Linked DNA regions of Homo sapiens: region 2 is linked to region 1. The links are chromatin loops, found by intact Hi-C in ENCODE. Cell type or tissue: HepG2. All regions are shown on one strand.

Region 1 (8,000 bases):
GTTGTTGGTTCTTACACAGAAGCAACTGTTGTCCCCCACACCCAGTGTGGTCACCAGGCCCTCTCAACTCCCATCAGTGCTGAAGTTTGCTGCTGTGGCATAAAGTGAGCCAATTCCCAGAAACTCCTGCCTATGTAGACTTTTGGCAGAGAGGCTGCATTTGGAGGGCTACCTGGAAGAGAACCCTGCTCAGCCACTTACCTGAGTGGGCAGTTAATGGTGAGCAGTGGGAGTGGCAGTTCCCAGGGCTGGTTGTTGCCAGCATGGAGGTCGCAGTCTTTGTGTCAGCCCGAGCACACAGCCAGCCTTCTCCGGAGGAGCACTGCCATCTCAGTCTTGTTTCCTGAGCGCCGAGTGGGTTGAGGTCACTATTTTAGATGCCCCTCTCCCAGTAGCGAGATTTTGTTAGAAACCCAGTGTTGCTGTGTCAGGTAGCTCTGCAGTATGCGGATGCCAGGCCTGGAGAAGGCAGCCAGCTCTCTGTGAAGCTGGTTAATTACATGTGAAGCTGCCAGCAGGACAATTGTTTTTTTTCCCATGGATCATTAATAAACCATTCTGGCCTGGCAATTCCATCATCTTCCTCAGCTTTGTCAGACGGATCTTCCTCCTTTTTAGTATAAAGCTTTAAAAATGGCTGGGAGTGGCAAGAGGGAGGGAAAAGAAGAATCTACTTCCATTTAATGCACATGTTTTTCCCTAAGCTGAAAAGTGGCTCCCTGCTTTCAGATCATCTTGGCAGCCAGAATACAAAGGGTTCAAGGCTTGCCATGGGTGGGAAGTGGCTCGGCTCCTAGTATTTGCAGCAAACTACAGACCAGGCCTGATATGGAGACGAGGCAACTAGTGCAGCAGATGGCAAATAGTCCTGCTCCACTGGGGCTCCAGATATGCACCATCTTCTTCCTTCAGCCAAGGCAGCCTCATTCCTGCTATGCCTGAGTACAGAAAGCATTTCTGGTTTTTTAGAAACTCCTTTTTTAGGCAAAGATGGAAGAAGGCAAAGCAAATATTATATGGGAAACTCAATCTAGTTATAGACGTTTCTTTGTCAAACAAACTAAAATAGAGCTTTTCCTTTGTTGGTTAGAAAAATTTAGGAATGGAAATCTACATTTCTCCAAAGAGCATTGAGTGCAAAGATAAAAACCAAATTATAAATAGAAGTGAGTATGACCCATTCAGTTTCCAAGGACTTGAGCATACAGCCTTCATAATACTGAATTATAGCCTTTCATAGATAGAAGGGATCTAGAGGTTATATAGTCCAATCCAAACATTTCACAGTAAATGAGAAAACTGAGGCATGAAGAAGTTCATCACTTGATGTGCACTTTCACATGGTAAATTTCATGGTAGAGCCAGTCTCCACATTCCTACTGTATTGCTCTTACCTTTATCCCCACAGTGCCTCCCAGACAACAGCCTCATCATCCACCTGAAGTACAAGTAATAATTTGAGAATATGACAGTGGCATATAAAAGGGAGTAGGTGATGTGATGGAGGCAGACAGAAGAGGTAAGCGGGTGCATTCTCTTTAAATTGTATTATTTTAGTGAGAAAAGGATGGGAGCCTAAGTTAGAGAAGTCATCCAGGGCTTTGGCCTTCTGTAAGGAAACTCCTCCTAGACAGGGTTGCAAAGATAACTGCACACAGATTGAGAACGTGTGCTAGAGGAGGAGTACAGGTGTCTGACAGACCTGGAATTTTCCATCGCTTTCCCTGATATGTAGTTGTAGAAAAGCTGCTGTCTATTCGTGCCAAATCCAAGCTTCAGATAAGCCCGGAGGAAACCAAGGAGTGCTAAACTCTTACAGGTTGGGGGCTTTTTCTTTCCTTTTTTTTTTTTTTTGGAGGGGGGTTGCATTGTTTTGATTTTTGAATTGAGAGAGTTGTGGGGAGGTCAAAATGCCCATCCACGATTGCCCTCGAACTCCCTAGGTGGGACTCCAGCTCAAGCACTCTGTTCTGGTCAAGTTGAGGCAGGGCACAGGGTGGGCCCATGAGTGCCATCCCTTTCCTCTGGTATCCCATGCCCCTGGACCCACTCCCTCTACTCTCCCATGAGGCTGATGCAGGACTCATGCCATGCTGTCAGGGTCTGGGGGTTTCTCCCACCCTGTAGCAGAGGCAGGTTACCCTTCTTGTTAGCAGTGATGTCTGTTCGTCTTTTAAGGGGTTGTCCAAGTGGGGGAGGAACAAATCATATTTTCCAGCAATTTAATTTTATTAACTCTGATTTTTTTCCCCTTTTCCAAAGCACAGCTAAATGGAGCTAAACATAGACATGAGGGCTATATTTAGTCCTGATGGTGTGGTAGAGTAGAGAAGGCACAAACACAGAGGTTTATCTGCTACCTAGTAAATATGGGGAGGTGTCAGGACTGTAGAATTCAATAGTAATAATAAGCATTTTTATGGTGCAATGACAGCTTTGATACAGGGCATAATTTTCTCAGGATTGCTATTAATTGTGCTTCTGCCTATGAGCGGCCCCCTGGTGAGGGGCTTGGAACACCACACAAGTTAAGCTATATTAAACATCAATTAAAACAGCATAAAATAGAAACTGAATAAAATATGCAAAGGTCAGAGTGGCTGTGAACATGCAGACAAGGTACTGGGGAAAGAAGGGTTAGGGCCTGGTGAGCCTGGTGCACTGGCGGATTCATACTCCCAGCTGCTGTTAGCTTCTTTGGAGCCCAGGTTTAGTAGGTTTGTTGGAGAGTGAATTATGGGACCCTCTAGCTTTTCCAAGTTCAATTATCCTCAAAGGGGTTTCGGAAACTACTCATTGCAGGCAGCAAGAGATGGAAAAAGACAACCAGATTCTACCAGTGCTGTCCAACAGAACTTTCTATGTTGGTGGAAATGTCCTTTGTCTCTGCTGTCCAGTACAGTAGCCACGTAATGGATATTGAGCACTTGAAATATGGTTTATACAACTGATTAATAGAATCTTTATAAAATTTAAATAATTTCAAGGTAAATAGCCACATGGGGCTAGTGGCCACCTTATTAGACAGCATAGGACTCTAGACAAGTCCCCTGCACATTGTGCATTCTGGCAATGTTAGGTTTGCATTGTGTTCTTCTGAAAAAGTCTGCACCTTCCCCCATGCCAGTGAGTGTGTTTTCTCAATAACTTTTTTTTTTTTTTTGACCCTTATCTCTCATGCTCTTGACACAAACTTCCACATTTTTTCATAAGGGTCACACACGATGCCAAGAAATGAGAAAGGAGTCAATGCCGGATCAAGTCAGACAACCTTGTCCTTATCCTTGCCTCCTTTTCTCCTGAGAGCCCCTAGTCAATCTAATACCAAGTGTTTCCCACTCCCAGAGAGAAAAGAAGGGAATGGCTTTGGATCTCTGGCTAAAGATCACAGACTGCGGAGTCGTCACTGTTCCCACTGAACATCTGATTAAGTTGCTGAGTCTGACCCTTGAGTTTCCCAGAACTTGCCAAGATTCAGAATTCCCAGATCATCCAGGCAGCACGCTCCTGACAGTCTTTGGTCCTTTTGGCACCTGAACTGAAAATCCCTTTTCCCATAGCTCTTTCAACACTTGTTGAATGCTTATAATGAATCCATTCATTAGGATGACACAGTATAGTGGAACAAAGCACTACACCTGTAATCAGAAATCCCATGTTTAAGTCCTGACTCTTCCATTTACTATCTCTGTGACCTTGACAAAATCATTTCACCTCCCTGAGGCTTCATCTTCCCCAATAAAAATGAGTGTTTTGGACTAAATGACCTGTGGGTACTAAGAGGATGAAGAAAAGAGAGCCAGAGAAAGAGGCCCTTATTGCAAAGCCTGTCTTCCACATAGCCTCCCCCTTCTGATGTCAGCCTGCATTTAAAGCAGCCCTTTCCTGAGGCCACGGAGAGGCTTCCAGTGAGTCTAGTTACCACTCACCCCACCCACAGGTTGTTCAGCACCAGAGACACCATGAGCCAGACTGCATGGCATTACTGCCTCTGGTGGTTATTGTACTCATGTGAACCTCAGGGAAGTCAAGACTGGTCCCCTATTACTTTGGCATCCTCAGAGATGCCGTAAGAAGGCAAGAGGTTCCTTGGCTTAGGCAGTGGGTCCATAAAGCAAGAGGGGTTTTGTAGTTACCTGAAGTATGCAGATCTCCATGCTGGCTCAAGGGCTGTTTGCCAGCCTTCCTTTACCCAGTAGTCACTAGTCACTGCTCCAAGGATTGGCCCCAGCCCCCCAGAGCCCCTGTGGAGCCGCCAACACTGCACAGCTCACAAAGGGCCCTGTAGCATCTCTAACTGAGGAGCTGGTGAGCGGACGCCCTCAGCAGAGGTATTTTTAGCTACAATGATACAGCCTCATCTTTTTGCAGGACGTTTTGTTTAGTTATTTTTTTAATGAAATAAATAAGTAAAATTGAAGACTGTGGTACTTACACCCCAGTGCCAACACCCAAGAAGTTTTGGCGCACACTGTCCCCCCCACCCCCAAACACACACACCACAGGCCTATATAATTAATCCTCTCTAAAACCAGGTGCTGAGGCTCAGAGTTTGCCAGAATATTAGGCCACAGAGACAGTGTGTACAGAAGCAAGAAGAGCTAGAAATAGAGTGGAGGAATGATGCAGACTGGCCCAGTGCAGAGGTGCTTGAGGGCCCTGTGAGCTGCCCAGGCAGCTGGTAACTACCCTGGTTCCTGGTGTTCAGACCTTTGATGGATTTGGTGGCTCAAGTGAGTGGGCCTCAACTCCTGGGGAGAGAGTGCCCTTGTAGTATACAAAGGATTCAGTTCTATGCCTTGCTGACATTTTAATGCTTTTGTTTTCCTTCTCTTCATCCTGTCTGGCATGTCACGTTTTCCTTGGCTCTTTTATTGTGTAACATGTGATCAGGGGCTAAAGGACATTCGCAGAGCTTGCTTCAGATCCCAGAGCAGGATCAGGGTAGTGGTTCTTACCCCAGCTGCACATTGGAATCATGGAGTATGGAGGCTTAGGAAAGCTACTAATGCCTGGGCCTCCCTCCAAAGATTCTGGCTTCATCAAGCACCAGCTTTTTAACTTCCCCAGATTTATTAGTTGATACCAAGGAATAACTTTGATAATTTTGGTAGGCATAATAATGGCATTGTGGTTATGTAAGAAAATGAACATATTTTTTAGAGATACATATTAAATGAAGTGTTTAAGGTTGAAAATGGCATCATGTCTGGGATATACTTTAAAATGCTTCCACAAAGAAAAGGGGGATAGAGATGAAGCAAATATGACAACTTTGGTAGTTGTTGGATCTGGATGGTGGTTATATGGAAGTTCATTAGTATCCTATTTTCAGTATTTTGAATTTTTCACATCAGAAAAGGGTTTTAAATATATACATACATTTTATATAAATATATATTAATGTTGAAGCTCCCCAGGCAATTTTAATGTAGAACTAAGATTGAGAACCACTAGTTAGTTTAGGGGATTAAATTTGGATCACCATGCCCTAAAAGATGTGTTTTGTCTTTGGACTTTGTCTAACCTAAGCCTGATTTTTCTGGATAAGTTTTCATGAGTAATCTGGACTCTTGGTAGGTGGGGGACAGGATGGCACAAAGATCAAATTAGACCTGTATCTGGAATCTGACTTCAGGAGCGTACAACTAGACAATATTGTCTCTTCCACTGGATGAACTCACTGTAACCGCCCTGAGAGCTATTATACCTTGGAGTTTACCTGCCTCATCACTTGCCAGCACTGCATGTCCCATCCTATGGACCTCTCTGGCTACACCAGGGCAATGGAAGACAGCTGCAGCTGCATTGTAACACATGCCACAAGAAAGCCCCAGTCCCTTAAGAGTGCTCAGCAGTTTGCCAAGCGGTATTTGCCTAAAGCTGGGGCAAGAGGACTGAAACTTGTACCTCCCCCCATTCCCAGGAGTCCACATGCCCTCAGCTCTGCATCCGTATGTGTATGAGGCCTCTTTTGTGTCTTCAGTGCCTATTCCAACTCCCAAGCACTATTTTGCTCTGGCTGGTCAGCAAGTGGGACGAGCAGCAGCTTGCTGCAGCCAACCTAAATGGAGCTCTGGAGCTCAGGCTGGAAGCTTCCATGCTACATTTACATACCACATCCTTGCTCAGGACCCTAGCTGAGCACCTTTTCATTCAGGGGTAGGCTGCTAGTTCTTCTTTCTTGGGGGGTTTTGTGATTTACACCTAAACATTAAGCTATGAATAGTTTATGTTTTGCTAAGCAATACCGAAGCAGAGGAAGCGTTATGGACTGCCCAGGTCACTCAGCCAGCCCAAAGGTTCGCATGACACCCTCCCTTCCCATTGCCCCTGGACCCCTGAGACAGCCCTTTCCGCCAGTGCCTGCCAGTGCACAAGTCACCCCCTGCACCTCTGTAGAAGGGCCTGGCTCATCTTTGTTTTCCTCACACAGTCAGAGTCAGCGTTGGTCCCACACTGTCCAGTGCTACATCCAGACTCCAAATGAGGGGGTTGCTTCCTCAGCCCAGTCCTAAGAACAAGCCTACTGTGTGGCCTCATCTGTGTTTCTTCATGGGACTCTGGACAGGAGGAGGCAGGGGCTTCTCCTGACTCTGGATCACTCTCCAGAGTGCTCCCCCTTTATATACCTCCACCTTCCCACTCTTAGACCACATTGTCATTGTGTCCGCCCAAGTGCTGAGTGCCTTGAGGGCAAGGACCAAGTCTTTCATCTCCATCGTTCCCCAGCACCTGGCAGGGTGCGGATCACTATACTGGTTCTAAATAAGCAAACTAATGAATATGTGAATCACCGAAGGGCTATGGCAGGGAATGCCTTTACACTAAGGGTCGGAATCCTCAGATTTAAAAATTAGTTTCTCAGTCATTTGGAATTATGAACCTAAACTGTGAGATGATCTAGAGCAGCAGTCCCCAACCTTTTTGGCACTAGGGATCAGTTTCATGGAAGACAATTTTTCCATGGACTGGTCGGGTGAGGCAATGGTTTGGGGATGAAACTGTTACACCTCAGATCATCAGGCATTAGATTCGCATAAGGAGCACACAACCTAGATCCCTCGCATGTGCAGTTCACTATAGGGTTCAAGCTCCTATGAGACTGTAATGCCACTGCTGCTGATCTCACATGAGGCGGAGCCCTGGCAGTAATGCTCCCCGCCTACCACTCACCTCCTTAGGCAGGGCTCTAGATCAGGGGAGACCTCGGCCTAAGTTTGCTTGTAGAGCAGCCTGTGACTGATGAGGGACAGCCTGTAGCTGGTAATGGCTAGAGAGAAATAACCTATTTGATATTCTTACTACTTGCCTTTGGAATAAAGGGTAATCTCTCTGTGCCTTGGTTTCTCCCACTTGATATTCACAGGTCTCTGAGCAGTCTATCCTCTCTCCTTCCTTGCCTGGGGCTCTGAGGAGAGTGACCTGCTTGTAGGAGGGTTTCCCTATGTTTTTCCAGGGCAGTCAGTCAATTAACACCTGGCCACTTCTTTTGGAAGTTACTCCTCCTGAACCTGAATGAAACTTCAGGAACAGTCACTCAGCTTAAGCACAACCATGTACAACAAGCGCTTCTGGAGTCAGTGGCAGTACTGTCCTGTCTATCAGAAACCTGTCTGATCAGTAAGTCTTCTTGCCTCCCTTTTGAGTCTAGAGGCTGTCATCCTGGGTATACCTTTGAATCTCCTGGATGTTTTTTAAAGCATTGAAGGAAGTCCTGTCACCACCCCTAGAGATTGCAAGGTATTTGATATAGCATCTAGATTTGATCTACACTGGTATTTTTAACAGCAACAGTGCTGATAATACGAGCCTGGCGCTGAGAAGCACTGTCTCCAAGAGTCCTCACTAGAAGGAGCTGGAGTGGCACTTGTCCCCCGAACAGTCCACTGCTGGCCTCCCTTTCCCAAAGGCGGGTGGGAAGGCAGAGCACTTGTGTCGTCCTCCTTAGCTAGTTCTGAGACAGGACTCCCATATTGCGCAGTTGGTGGTGCAGCTTC
Region 2 (8,000 bases), 100 kb before region 1:
AAGCTGAAGCCCTTGATTCAAATTCAGAAGAAGCCACGGGATTCAAGGAGCTTGGAAGTGCTGTCTTTCAGTTAGCATTTCAGATAAGAGTGAGAGAGAGGGTATGATTTTTATTTTCTTGTTAATTCAGTACTTGCCCTCATCAAGGAGTAGAAACTAGATAGTAGGAAAACTTTTGTTGTTTCTGAACCAGAAGCATTTCAGATGAGTTGAGTGAGGGACACATCCCCTGGGATGAAGCAAGGGGGCTCAGGTGGATGATAAAAGCCCAAGTGTGAAAGAAATAAGACTATTCTACCTAGCACTGAGCAAAACCCACCCAATTTGGCTTATGAGGGTTTACTTTAGAAAGTGATGACCCTGAAAGTAACCCCTGCAGAAGTGTGTCCTCTACCTCTGCTCCTTGAGTGAGTTCCTGAAAGGGAAGAGGTGGAAATGTGGCTGACAGTGTGAGGGTCCCTGACATTTGGCCCTGGGCTGGGCAGCTTTCTCAACACTTCCTCTGGAATTCAAAAACCCTAAAAAGTTGAGTCTCCATAGACAAGATTTGTGGGAACATCCCCTAATCTCTAGTTCTCTATCTCTAAGCTCAGAACTCTTACCTGCTGATGTCTGCAGGCTGGCAGTACACAAGAAGGCCTTATCCAACAGTGTACAGACCAAGTAATTCACCAGTCAGCTTTTATTCTGTGGTCCTTCATTGTTATACCAGTGATCGTACCTAGTGAGGCGTAGGCTTCTGTCCCCAGAGCTACCACTCAGAGGACTGGGTGATTAGAGCAAACCAACCCATGGCTGAGGTTGGCAGAGTCCCAGAGTTCCCTGTTAAATCCCCTCTTATTATAGCTAAGACTGATTGAAAATGAGACTTAATGTCAGTTATGTAGCATTTGCTAATTTTTTTTCCTACTGTTACATGACTTTTCTCTACAGTATTGCTCCATTCAGGGCAACTTATCTTTTTACCTGGGAGGAACTTATTTCCATTAGAATTGGAACACTAGCCACATATTTTGCATTTAAAATGTTTCATGTGATTAAACACGGAAAGAAATGTTATTACTTCTGTTTCTTAGGCCTGTGCTCCTCTAACTGATTCTTCTTTTGTGCCTGGAACAATGCCTTTAATTTGAAAACAAGTAAGGCAGCCCTCTGATTACTAAGCACACTGTTAGTGGAAACTGGCAGCCAAGTGCTGGTAACAGGGCTTAAGAGAAGAGCAGCTTTATAATCCCCCCTCCACCAAATCCTCTTGCACAGACTGGCTACTCAGCAGTGTACAGTGTGACTTGTGTAGTCATACATCCCCACTTTAACAACCCTCGCTTCTCTCTTCATTTTTGCACCCTCCTACCCCTTCCCATTGTGATTCTTGTTTTAATCGGTTTTTCTCTTCTTCCTTAACAGAGCTATTAAGAATGGCAAAGGATTGCATAGCAAGAAGGAAGTGCCTATCCACCGTGTTGCAGATATATCTGGGGTGAGTCGAGTCCCTGAATCAAGCTGTGTGGCTCAGAGGCTCAAGAGCGTGTCTGCATATTTGCTGAAGGACTTCAGCTTATGTATTTTCTCTAGCTCGCTCCTTTTCAGGCACTGACTGTGACTTTTCCCCACCCCGGGGCATCTACTTAGGTATCTATAGGGAGCCTGTTTTATTATCTGGAAAAGCAGAATTAACTTCATTCTTTTTCTTTACCTGAACTGTTTCTATGTTGCTTTTTCATTTTTAATTACTGTATTTTGAGTTTGGAAGGTAGTTCTTCTTGGTTGTATTAAAATAAAATTGCCTCTTTTTAAAACCCCTGTCCAGTTCTTGCTGTGAGTGGGAAGTCTTAGTAGCAAAAGGTCAAGTATAGATTTCAGGAGAAGTATATGAATTCATCATGATTTCCTCATGACCTCTTGTTCCTCTGCTTGCCTGTAAGTGGGACAGAATGGAGAAATGTATGAACATCCTTTGAGATAATTACATATAGATAATAAAGAAGAATCAATGGCACCAATATTTTAGAGCTCCCAATAGGCTGTGTCCAAATGTTTCTTTAACTGTAAGGACTTTACCTTTGAATGTTTAGGGTCTCTTTGGCTGCATAGATCCGTTTGATAGTTGAGCTAGTTTATTCATTTAGTCAACAAGTATTTGTTGAGTGCCTGCTGTATGCCAGGAATTGCTCTAAGCTCTGAGAATATAACAATGAAGAAAACTACTGAAGTCCCTGCATTCAAGTTGGAAAGGGAGGCAGTTGCAATGTCAGGTAGCGAAAACTACTGTGAAGAGAAGTAAAACTGGCCGAGGGGATAGTGAGTGGTGTAAGTGCTGATTTTGATCAGGTGGCCAGGAAAGGCACTCTCTGTTGCCAAGACACATACCATCCATTTCAACACCACAGTCACTAATGGTTAAAGAGAGGATCAGGTCTGTGCCATGCATAGGGAAGATGCCCAGGGGAGATGAAGCCCAGGGTAGATGGAAGGAGGAAGAGCTGGTAAATCTTAGCTTAGGCACTCAGGGAATTTGCCTTGGGCCCTGAGAAGAAAATACTAGTATAAACAAAAGTGCTAGAGCTCAGCCTAGGCTGCAGGAGAGATGAATCAGAGTGTATTATCTTCCTGTTATGTGGTGTGCCCAGGCCTGGTGGAGGCTTTTTCTGTTGCTCCTGGTGATTGCTTGCTACAAATGTGTCTGGCAGGCTCCCCCTTGCCTAGGTGTAGTGGTTTCCTGCTCATCTTAAACAATGGGACTCTGTTGAGCTTTTCTTTCTCTATAACCAGTCACTGCAGATTATAGGTTAAACAATGTTACCTACAACATGTTAACTGGACTTCAGTCTACAGGTTGGGGCCTCTGTTAAGTGGGTGAAGTAAAGTGATATGCACTTTTTGTGGCTTAGAATCCTGAGAAGCCCAGAAACCTGTAGCTAATGGCCTTTGAGCCACAGGTAACTATGGTGTATCTGCTAATGTTCATTTTTAACAGGTGTAACTCATCCAGTGCGATGTTACTTGGCCTGTTTTCTGTGTAGCTTACCCAGCTGAGTTATTCTTTGCATATATATTGCTAATATTTTTATGTATGTGCATGGCATTCTCAACAATGCTTTCCTTAATATTTGTCTTTTGGTAAAGCTGTTATAGTAATAAAAGGGCAAATTTTTGGTGGTTCCTCAGCAGGAGAAAAAAGTTATAAGTGCTTTGGAAAATGCAATGAAAACCCGTCTACACAAAGGGCCAAATATGCCCATCCAAAAACTTATGTGGGGCCCATACTCCAGGGCCTTCCAGAAGCTGATTTCAACCTTAGGGATAGGCTCTCTCCTTGGGCCCACCTGAGTTCATTTCTAGTTCTGATTTGGCACCAACAGTGAGGTGAAGCAACTCTAAGGAGGTTTTGAGGTTCAGGCACACCAGTCTCAGGGTTGTCCTCTCCACACCCCTCAGTGTGGTATCCTAAAGATCTTTATTGCTGTCTCTGAATCTTATGCTGCCTCCTGCCTTGATGATTTCTGATGCTTTTTTTATTCCTTTATTTCCGTTGTCATTAGCAGTGGGTCTTGTGAAACTTGTCTTCATTTATTTATTTACTTTTGTTCCTACCCCACCAATTCCCCCTTAAACTCTAGCTCAGTTTCATACCAATTTTTATTATCTTTTCTGTCTCAGTATTGGAGGATTGGTTTGCTCTTAAGTTAAACATAAATGCCAATTAAATTTCTCTCAGTCACCACATAAATAAAAGAGTAAAGCTTGAGCAAGTGGGAGACTGAAAGTGAAAAAGCTGCTCGATTTAAATGGATGTCAGATATGACCTTGTCTGCCTGAATCACAAATTATTCACCTAAGAGTGCAGTTTTTTTGGTGCCCTCTTTAATAGAGGAGTTTTGTCTTTTCCCACCTTCTTCCCTTCTTTCCATCACAGTGTTAAGTCTGTGTGTATGTTGGGTGCCCTTGTTCAATTTAAGTGAGATGTATGGGTTTTCTGCTTCCTGAAGCATGCTGGCAATTTTGCTGTCTGTGGGACAGGTGTGAGGTCAGATGGGCAGACGGCTTACAGCCAGATGAAAAATAAACAGGGAAAAAGACAATGTAATGCACATATACGTAATGGTTTCACAGAGGTTTCTTAATTGTTTTTTAATCTTTAACTGTGTTACCTACTGCCCCAGATTGATCCCCCTCTTAGTTGCAGGCCATGATAAATGGAGGTTTTTGTTGAGCTGACAGTGTAGGCAATATCTGCCAAAATAATTTACAATGAACTGGTGTTTGTGCATAATATCTCTCACCACCCTCCTCTCCATCCCAGTACACATTGTTGGTGAGGAAAAAGACATGCTTAAGTGCACATTCTGTCTCCTAAACACTCTTAAGAAATGTGTTGTATGGAAGAGATTATATCATAATGGTGGAGCAAATAACCTGTAATTTTGTTCTAGTGTTAACTGCCTCCATTTTAGGGGTTGAGTTTCTACTCCTTTTCCATGATCTCTTCTCTTGCTGTTTAAAAAATGATTTCACAGAGTAAAGGTCAGAGTGCGTTAAAATGCTTTTGTATGAAGACCTAGCAAATACAAGACCTGCTTGGCTGATTGCTTATGGTTGGAAGTGACTCATCTAAGCACAGGAGTGTGAGGTTTATGGCTTAGAACGTAAGATACCAGCCTCTGTAGTGGCCAAATAAGCCGGCCTTTTTGTTTGTTATTACAGATGGGTTTTGATGTCAAGGTCAACTGAGTTTTGAGTTGTCCATAAGATGGACAGAACATCTGCATATAACACCAACTGAATGAACCCCCAGTTTGTCTAGGGCTTTGATAAAAAATTTGGCCCTCTAGACCGGGCGTGGTGGCTCACACCTATAATCCCAGCACTTTGGGAGGCCGAGGTGGGAGGATTGCTTAAGGTCAGGAATGCAAGACCAACTTGGTCTTGTAGTCAGTGTAGTGAGACCCCATCTCTACCAAAAAAAAAATAATAATAAATGTGTGTGTGTGTGTGTGTGTGTGTGTGTGTGTGTGTGTGTGCGTGCGTGTTGACCCATCTGCGTCTCTTACACCTATTTTTAGGGTAACCACTAAAGGAAGAAAATTACATACTCCCAAGCTGGTACCTTAGATCCTGAAGAAGTTACTGGTTTTTTGTTATTTCCAATTTTTCACAGAGTAGGAACTGGGCTATTAGAAGTACCAGCCACTGCTGCCATTTCTATCATAGTCTAGTTTCCTTTCAAGCCAGGGTGTTCCAGAGTGTGTAGAACCAGCTGAGAATTTGACCGACTTGGTACTAGGTCTTACTTGATTTGAAGGATGGTTCTGTGGTGACTGACTTCATACATACATGTTTTCATTATTAGTTGGTTTTGTTTTTCATTGATCCTGTCTGAGCTCCCTCCCTCACCAGCATAGAAAAAATTGGAGTATGTGTGTCAGTGTTCTTTATCTCAGGTTTCTCAGCTGTTCTTTATCTTAGGTTTATTATTGTTTTTGCTGTAGCCTGCTCCGTAATAAATACAATCTCCTGCAGATACAGAGTGTAAAACAGGCAATAAAATGGGGCTGGTACATGGCTTACTGTTGTTCTGGTAGATCAGACAAATCAATTATGGTTCTGAGATTAGAGAGAGCTCCCCACTCCTCAAGTTGCAGCCAGCCCTGCGAGTGCTGATTTTACCATTTACCTTTACCTCCACTTCTCCATCTTCCTCTTATATGGGAGTAGGACTCAATGAGTCATAGTGTATATCTGAGTTTTCTTCTCTGTCCTTTTCCTTTTGTGTCTGTCCTCTGTGCATGAGGAGTTACGATGTTTGTTTGATGGTACAAGAAGATAGCATCCTCTTCAGTCTTATTTCTGAAAGTCCCAGAATAGGGATTGTCTTCTTTTGAATATATTCTGCCATTTCATATTATGTAGTCCTGACAGCTCCTCTGTTAATTTCACTATTACAGTATTTACTCTCTTAATCCATGGGTCTTTTTAATCTGTTAACTGCTGCTGTGCTCCTTTGGACGTTTAATCACATCATGGCTTGGTTTCATGCTCATGTCACATAGCACTTTTTTATAACCACCTTTCTCCGTGACTGATTTTGTTAGAAATACGTAGTATTTCTGATTTTTTTTTTTTTTTTAAGGATACGGAGTCTCACTTTATCACCAAGGCTGGACTGAAAGTACAGTGGCACAGTCATAGCTCACTGTGGCCTTTCACTCCTGGGCTCAAGTGATCCTCCTGACTCAGCCTCCTGAGTAACTGGGTCTACAGGTGCACACCATCACACCCACAGGATCTTGCTATGTTGTCCAGGCCAATCTGAAACCCCTGGCCTCAAGTGATCCTCCCACTTTGGCCTCCCAAAGTATTGCTATTATAGGCATGAGCCACCACCCTAGCCTAAAAATTAAGCCATGGTTTGGAATGATCCAGTGACTAGCTTTGGGGAAGGTGCAGGGCACAGGGGAAGAAGGTCAGACATTTGGGGCCCTGTTATTCATGAAACGAAGTCTTACAGAGTTGACCAGTAGGATTCTGACTTGCTAATGTGAAGGATTGAAGTGTTCCTTTAAAACAGTTAGATAAGATTAAATCAATAGATAAGAAATAGATTGGTAGACAGGGTTGGATTTTCTCCAGCATCTGCTCCTGACCTCTGCCTTCAGTTTCTGGTTTTCATTGCCCTCTTAAACTTTAATAGCACTGTCATCCTTTCTTTGAGGTTTCTGTAGGTGTTACCTTTCCTTAGCTCTTTATTAATATTTAGGCCTTGATGGAAGCATAAGAAAAAAATTATTACTCTTTTTGGCTAAAGAGAGTTTTAAAAAGCCCAGGCACGGTGGCTCACGCCTGTAATCCCAGCACTTTGGGAGGCTGAGGTGGGCGGATCTCCTGAGGTCAGGAGTTCAAGACCAGCCTGGCCAACATGGCAAAACCCCATCTCTACTAAAAAATACCAAAAAAATTAGCCAGGCGTGGTCGCGGGCACCTGTAATCCCAGCTACTTGGGAGGCTGAGGCAGGGAGAATTGCTTGAACCTGGGAGGCAGAGGTTGCAGTGAGCTAAGATAGCATCACTGCATTCCAGCCTGGGTGACAGAGTGAGACTCCATCTCAAAAAAAAAGAGAGAATTAAAAAAAGAAAAAAGTGGTTTGCCTGGTAAGTCTGAAGAAGGTAAAAGGAGCAAAATCACCCAGGGGCTTTATGAGTTAGGTCTGTGTTAAATTGCAGTTTTTCTTATATGTTTTCTGGCCCACCTAGTTTAGATTTATTTTTCTTACCCTCATATGATTCTAATGTTCCTTTCAGCTTTCTGTTTTTTCTAGTCTCTGGTATTTGATGGCACAAATGCTCTCTGAGTGTATTTGTTTTTTGTTGTTTTAAATAGCCCTTCCCTTTTTTACCCCACTTGGCTAAAATCATGGCCCTACATCATGTTCTCACGTCTCTCTTGCCAACTGCAGTCTAAGTTATTGTACAGATGGCACAACATCAAGGCCTATGGTTCTGCCGGGTGGGTTTCTGTGACCTGGAGGGGTTGCCTAGCACTGGAGCTTCATTCACACAGTAGCTGCTGGCTCCACTGCTGGGCTCTGCATTTGGTATCCGAGAAAATCCCAAAGGAACTCTGGAAGAGCCAGCTCACTGTCTGCAGAACTTGCTCTCCAGAGCAGGCAGTGTGTCCTCTCTAAATATGGTTGGCCCCTTGCCTGGAAGCCATGGTTGGTGGGAGTGTTGGGTTATCCTGGTGGCTTCCTTGCCTCCCTGTTGTGTTTCGTAGCTCAAGTTGTCACTAATTTAGGAAAAGCTATTGCTCTATTTCTTTCTTCTTCTTTCTTCAAGCAAAGTTTATTGAACTCTAGTTGGACTACAATGTACAGGTGACTGGCTTGGATCCTCACTGCACAGAAACATGCCATCACCTCTGTGGCACACAACCTCTGATGCCAAAGTGGCAGCCACCTCGTAAGTTTCTCCCAGACTTTGGAAAAAACTTCAAACTCTTTCTC

Evidence for each region. Hi-C counts contacts between places; a loop is a spot of excess contacts. Peaks named below come from ENCODE experiments on the same cell type or tissue, not always from the same donor. Only the 100,000 strongest peaks of a DNase experiment are listed, where the experiment ranks them.
Region 2: a loop joins it to region 1, with 1.9 times the contacts of the local background. A loop is called at or near these places in 2 of 110 quality-filtered maps.

What each region holds. Positions count from the first base shown.
Region 1 is chr7:128,006,626-128,014,625 of GRCh38, forward strand. All of the region lies in intron 16 of SND1 (staphylococcal nuclease and tudor domain containing 1), which reads left to right. Among named protein-coding and RNA genes, the nearest start is that of SND1-IT1, 13 kb to the left of the region's middle. In HepG2, a CTCF peak has its summit at 3,972; no DNase peak of the experiment used is centred here.
Region 2 is chr7:127,903,340-127,911,339 of GRCh38, forward strand. It overlaps SND1 (staphylococcal nuclease and tudor domain containing 1), which reads left to right. Exons shown (of 24, transcript NM_014390.4): 14 at 1,408-1,480. Among named protein-coding and RNA genes, the nearest start is that of SND1-IT1, 90 kb to the right of the region's middle. In HepG2, no CTCF peak of the experiment used is centred here; DNase peaks (open chromatin) are centred at 2,752 and 4,602.